Regions from separate parts of the Homo sapiens genome. Here region 1 is linked to region 2. The links are chromatin loops, found by intact Hi-C in ENCODE. Cell type or tissue: body of pancreas. All regions are shown on one strand. Links, peaks and the distances in the headings refer to the core of each region. The heading gives the core; the rest is flanking DNA. Region 1 has its middle 6.1 kb from the start of FRMD3. Region 2 overlaps FRMD3 (FERM domain containing 3).

The links. Peaks named below come from ENCODE experiments on the same cell type or tissue, not always from the same donor. Only the 100,000 strongest peaks of a DNase experiment are listed, where the experiment ranks them.
Region 1: a loop joins it to region 2, with 3.0 times the contacts of the local background. A loop is called at or near these places in 88 of 110 quality-filtered maps.

Annotation. Positions count from the first base shown.
Region 1 is chr9:83,543,022-83,545,932 of GRCh38, forward strand. It overlaps a transcript of FRMD3 not described here. Among named protein-coding and RNA genes, the nearest start is that of FRMD3, 6.1 kb to the left of the region's middle. In body of pancreas, for the core only: a CTCF peak has its summit at 1,566 (motif pointing left); no DNase peak of the experiment used is centred there.
Region 2 is chr9:83,340,895-83,343,805 of GRCh38, forward strand. FRMD3 (FERM domain containing 3) reads right to left here. Exons shown (of 14, transcript NM_174938.6): 5 at 2,296-2,393. Among named protein-coding and RNA genes, the nearest start is that of FRMD3-AS1, 120 kb to the left of the region's middle. In body of pancreas, for the core only: no CTCF peak of the experiment used is centred there; no DNase peak of the experiment used is centred there.

The sequences.
Region 1 (2,911 bases), core at 244-2,743, 200 kb after region 2:
TCTTCAGTTTGGTGATAAAAATCAACAAACATCAACACATCAAAAGCATAAGTTGGACTCAGTTAAAATGTAAAACTTTTAGGGCAGCTTCAAGATGGCTGACTGGAGACACTGATCACCCAATCTCCCCAAAAAAGAAGAACCAAAGTTAGAGGTGAAAAATCATAACTCAAAAGATTAAGAGACGAGTGTGAAGGCCTATTGGAAAATTCACAAGCAGAAGCTAGGGCACAGAAAAAAGGAGGAGGCAAGAATTTGGCAGAAATTGAATCCTGAAGGACTTGGGGTCCCATGGAAAGGGTAAGTGGGGATGTTTTGGGTTGCCCTCACCCCTGTGACAGATTGCTAGTTTCCAAACTGTTGAAGAGCTCCTCTGCCCTCACAAGCTTATGCATCGGTGTGGGCGGCAATTTGGGAATTTCTTGAGGGCACTGCACTGGGCTGTCAGCAACCCCCAAATTTGAGCTATGGTAGCGGGCACCACACTGGGTGTGCACCCATTTTGGGACTCTATCCTGCCCAGGGAATCTCAGTTCTTGTGTCTCCACATCACCAAATCCCCTGCAGACATCCCTCAGCACCCACTGAGATTGTGGCACCCACATGGGGCCAGCTGGACCCAGGAGAGCTGAGGGTCTGACCCTCAGGGCATGCTGTTCCAAGGAAAAGGCAGAGTGCAGCATGCCAAGGGAACACCTGTTAGGACAAAAGAAACCATAGAGTGTGCTCTCCTATTCCTGAGAGCTCCCCACTTCTGTGCTGAAAGTGACTGCACTCCTTTCAACAGCGACATGGGCACTGTGCTTGGCTCTGTGGGTGAAGAGTGTGGTTCTGCCATAGCAGCCAGGTGGCCCCAGTGCTTGGGCCTGGTAATGGAGATGAAGCCTCCTACTCCCCGCATAGCTGCTGCCGCCAGGGTTTGGCTTAAGCATACCTGTAGACAGCCATTCCAGGGCTATTAAGGATGACTGCATCCTTACTGGCAATGTCCCCACTGGGCCCTAGATTGTACAAAAGACAGGGCCCCTCCACCTCTGTACAGACAGTGGCAGCATTCCTGCAGCAAGAACAGGTGAGCCATAAAGCTGTCTATTTTGGGCTGAGGGAAGAGGCTCCACACCAAAGCCATTTCAGCAGAGAGCCACAGGAAAGGCATTGTCCATGTCTCTCAGCTACATTGAAGTGTCTGTCGAACTGAGTCATGAGCCCTGGGACAGAGGCATGATAGGGAAGAAGACTGCGTTTCTGCACCATGGAGCTGGTGCAGCCCCCTGACCCCCTGAGGAGACCTTTGTGCATTTCACCAGAAGCTCCCCTAAGCACCCCATCAGGGCTTGTGCTTGTGCTTGGCATTGGGTTATCCAAGAACAAGCCTGGCAGTCCAGCTTGACTCAGCTTTGGCCACTCCCCAACCCAGGGCTGAGCAGGAAACTCAGAGAATGGTGTATTCCACAGGCCAGATAATTGCCTGTGACAACACAGAGCTTCTCCCAGCTGAAAAAAAAGATCAAGTATATACCCATCTGCGTCTGCCACAGAAGCTCTTACCTTCAAGTGCCACCTACTGGTCTGGAAGTCAAACTGCACAACCTAATACAAATTTGGCTGACTCAGTGTACAGCACTAGGGACCGAGATAAGTTTCTGAAGACTTCTATCTCCGTCTTTACAGGAGACTGAGAGCCTACTCACATGCCCAGTACACCACTACTACAACCAGCATTTGAGAAAACAACCATACTAACGTTATCTATAACCAAGGAATTCATACAGAGCCTTGGCCCCCTGAAAGCACCAAGAAGCAAAGCCAAACAATCCTATTCAACATACATTACAGTCATCCTCAAAGAAGAAATAAAAAGTCTTGTCCAAACAAAAGTAAATTCAAAAATAAGAAGTGACACCTCAGAATAAGAAAGGACCAACACAACAATTCCAGCAGCATGAAAAAAAGAGTGTGTTATGATAACCTCAAAGGATCACACTAAATATCTAACAATGGATCCTAACCAAAATGAAAATTCCAAAACACCAGATAAAGAATTAAAAATATAGATTGTAAGGAAGCTCAATGAGATCCAAGAGAAAGTTGAAAAACAACACAAGGAAATCAGAAAACAATTCAAGGTATGAATGAAAAATTTACTAAGGAAAAAGATTTAAAAAATAAAAGAACATCTGGAAATGAAACAGTCATTGAAGCAATTACAAAATACAGTTGAAAGCTTTAACAATAGATTAGACCAAGAGGAAGAAAGAATTTCAGAGCTCAATGACAGGTCTTTGGAAGTAACCCAATCTGACAAAAATACAGAGAAAAGTGTTGTTTTTTTTTGTTTTTTTTTTTTTTTTTTTGAGATGGAGTCTTGCTCTTTCACCCAGGCTGGAGTGCAGTGGTGCGATCTCAGCTCACTGCAAGCTCCGCCTCCTGGGTTCATGCCATTCTCCTGCCTCAGCCTCTCAAGTAGCTAGGACTACAAGCGCCCACCACCACACCCAGCTAATTTTTTGTATTTTTAGTAGAGATGGGGTTTCACCGTGTTAGCCAGGATGGTCTTGATCTCCTGACCTCGTGATCTGCCCCCCTCGGCCTCCCAAAGTGCTAGGATTACAGGAGTGAGCCACCACACCCGGCCGAGAAAATAATTTTTTAAACGAACAAAGCCTTTGAGAAATATGGTATTATAAACCATCCAGACCTGTAAGTCATAGGTATCCCTGAGGGAGAAGAAGAAAAATTTAAAAGTTTGGAAAACCTATTTGAGGGAATAATTGAGGAAAACTTTACTTTTCTTGCTAGAGATTTACACATCCAGATACAAGAAGCTCAGAGAACTCCTAGGAGATATATTGCAAGACAAACATCACCAAGGTGTATAGTCACCAGACTGTCCAAAGTCAACATGAAGAAA
Region 2 (2,911 bases), core at 89-2,588:
TTGATTGACTGTTTTTTATAAACTCAGAATATACTGAAGCTTAAAACATACTCCTTGAAAGAGCATTAGCAAACAAGACGATGAGGGGCGACAGTGCCTCCTGATTGCTAATCACTTACTCCATCTTCCCTATTACTCTGTAAGAATAAGATTGCTAATCACTTACTCCATCTTCCCTATTACTCTGTAAGAATAAGCAGTTCTGAAATGCCCATCTATATCTGTATTTGTGAATGACCTGCAGTGCTGCCGAAGTACTCACCCGAGAATCAGACCTTTATGAACCACTTTTACTGAATTTGCTATAAATGACCACAGACAGCACTGCATTTGAGAGCCAAAAGGTCTTTTTGAGGTCTGCCAGTCCATTTCCCACTCTACTTTCTCCACAGTGTCTGTGTGAGTGTGGTCAGTAATAATAGCAATGAGGGATAAAATAGGGCCCTGATCGTCTGGATGGAGGCTCCGTGGCTTTATTTCAAACAGAAAACAGGATGGCGAGCTTTCCATTATAGATCCATATTGAGCATGTCCTTGGAGAATTGATGGTAATTCACTAATGCCTAAATGCATTCTGAAATCCTCATATGCTGGTCTGTTGCTTGGATTAGTATCGATTCCCTTGTCTCTTACCTAAGACAGTGCACCCTAACTCAAGATGTGCAGCCTTCACCATGGAGGAAGGGAACTATGGGATTTACAGTCCTTTCACTCCAAGGTAAGAGAGGCAGCTTTCAGAAACACATTCTCTACTTCAGTGTCGGTGAAGGGGCTGTTTCCCATTACAGTATCAACCATAGTGCTTTAAATGGGAAAATACCCAAGGGTTTTAACACCTCTGCCAAAATCTGCTGTCCAGGATGAAGCTGTTCCCAGGGAAGGGGGTGAAGAACAACACACACACCCATTTCGGAATTCTCAGAGAGACCAAACACAACTGAGAACAGGATCAAAGGAACTATTTCACAGCACAGAGCATCCCACAGGGAGGGCGGTGGGCCACAGGGGAATCCCCAGGAGAATGACAGGTTTCTCAATCAGTGACAAGCTCAGTGTTGTGGTAGGCAGATGATCATAACCGATGACCAGCTAATGGCCCATCAGAAGCTCCTGTGTTATTCCAGATCCATTGGAAGATTGACATAGTCATCTCTCTCTCTCTCTCTCTCTCTCTCTCTCTTTCCCCCAGCCTGCCTTCTCTCTCATAAACATGTCATTAATGTTCATGCTACCAACAGCTGGATCATCTGAGTCCCTCCAGCTGCCTCTCAACTGGCCCAGGGGAACAGAACACCTGAGCCATTTTCACTTGGGTGTTGGGCCCATCCGTGGCCATATGGTGCCTCAGGCCCTGGAGGCCTCCTTCCCTCAAACCACTTTCCTTACTAGGTGGAAACATTCAGAACCCAACCGACATCAACACATTAGCTATTTCCCCTAGGGTTTGTTCAACTGGAAAAAGAACAGTAGTCACTTCTAATGGGCCTGCGCTACCCCTGGCCTGGTGCAGAGTGGTCTCTGAAATCACATGGCAAGGAAGGGAGGATGACTATCCCATTTAATAGATGAAGAAACTGAACCCTGAAGAGCTTAGGTAACTTGGTAACTTATCCATGGTGAACCATCCAGGAAATGGGAAGAAAGATTCAAATGGTGGTGTGACAGTTTATGAGACTTGTGCTCTCCTCACCATGCCCACAGCTAGAAGAGCTGAGGAATTAGACATGATAGACATGTACGTATGTATACACATACACACACGAATAGATAGGATGGATGGATGGATGGATGGATAGATTAGATAGATAGATAGATAGATAGATAGATAGATAGATAGATAGTTAGATAGACACAAAAATGCTTCCAGGGATGACCCCTTTGTTTAACACCTATCTTCCTAGATGCAGATTCCCCTCTCAATATGTCCATTAGGCCTCTCACCTAGCATTTGGAACTGAGAACATACAATACCCACATCCCTTCAGAGCTTCTTATAAACCCACCCATTCCACATTCCAGCCCCTTTGAAAGAGAGCTTTTGACTCTGACTCATGGGATCTTGAGCAACTCTGTTTTTGCAGAGGCTCCTGTGAACATCTCAGCCCAGCCTTTCACCGGGACCCCACTGGCTTGGAAGGGAAGGTGAGTTGGGGTTCTGTTGCTACGTACCCAGCCCTACATGGTCTCCAGCCACAGACACAGGCAGGATGGCCACGGGTGGGAGAGAAGGGAGGCTTGAAACAGCCAGAGCTCCACAGTGCAAAGGTGGCGTGGGTGAGCTGTGGCCAGACTTACCTTGAACAATACAGGCACCCAGGTAGGCAGCATCAGAAAAGGAGCACAGCAGGCGGCCATGAAAAATGTCCCTTTTAATCTGAAGGTATAAAAGGTATCTGCAATACAAAAGGAGAAATGGTCACTCTAACTTTTGGCTGAAGTCTGGAAGAAGTAGGATTGTTCATGCTTAGCTCCCATGGTGACCAGAGCTTTTCCCAGCTCTAGAGACTGGCTTAGACATGCCCAGCCCTTTGTAGAACAAGCAGAGGAAAGCTGAGAGGGGCCCTCTGAATTCAGAAAATCAGAAGTGTCTGCCGAGCAGATCTTATCAGCCTCCAAAGCTGAGCAGGCTCGGCCTTTTCAAAGAGGCACGAGAAGAAATGAGGAAAGCCACAGGACCCAGTGGCCAGAGCTCCTGGCAGCAGCTCCCGCACGAGGACAGCCATGGCCACCGTCATCACTAGCTGCATCTCAGGCACATGCTGCCCAAGCTCTGTTTCAAACGGAGAGCCAGGAAACGGACTCAATCCATACATAAGGCCAGCCTCATCATTTCTTAGGGGCAGAGAGACACATTAATCAACCTCAGACAGACGCAGTCATTATGAGGCCAGAAAGGCAACTAACTGATTCA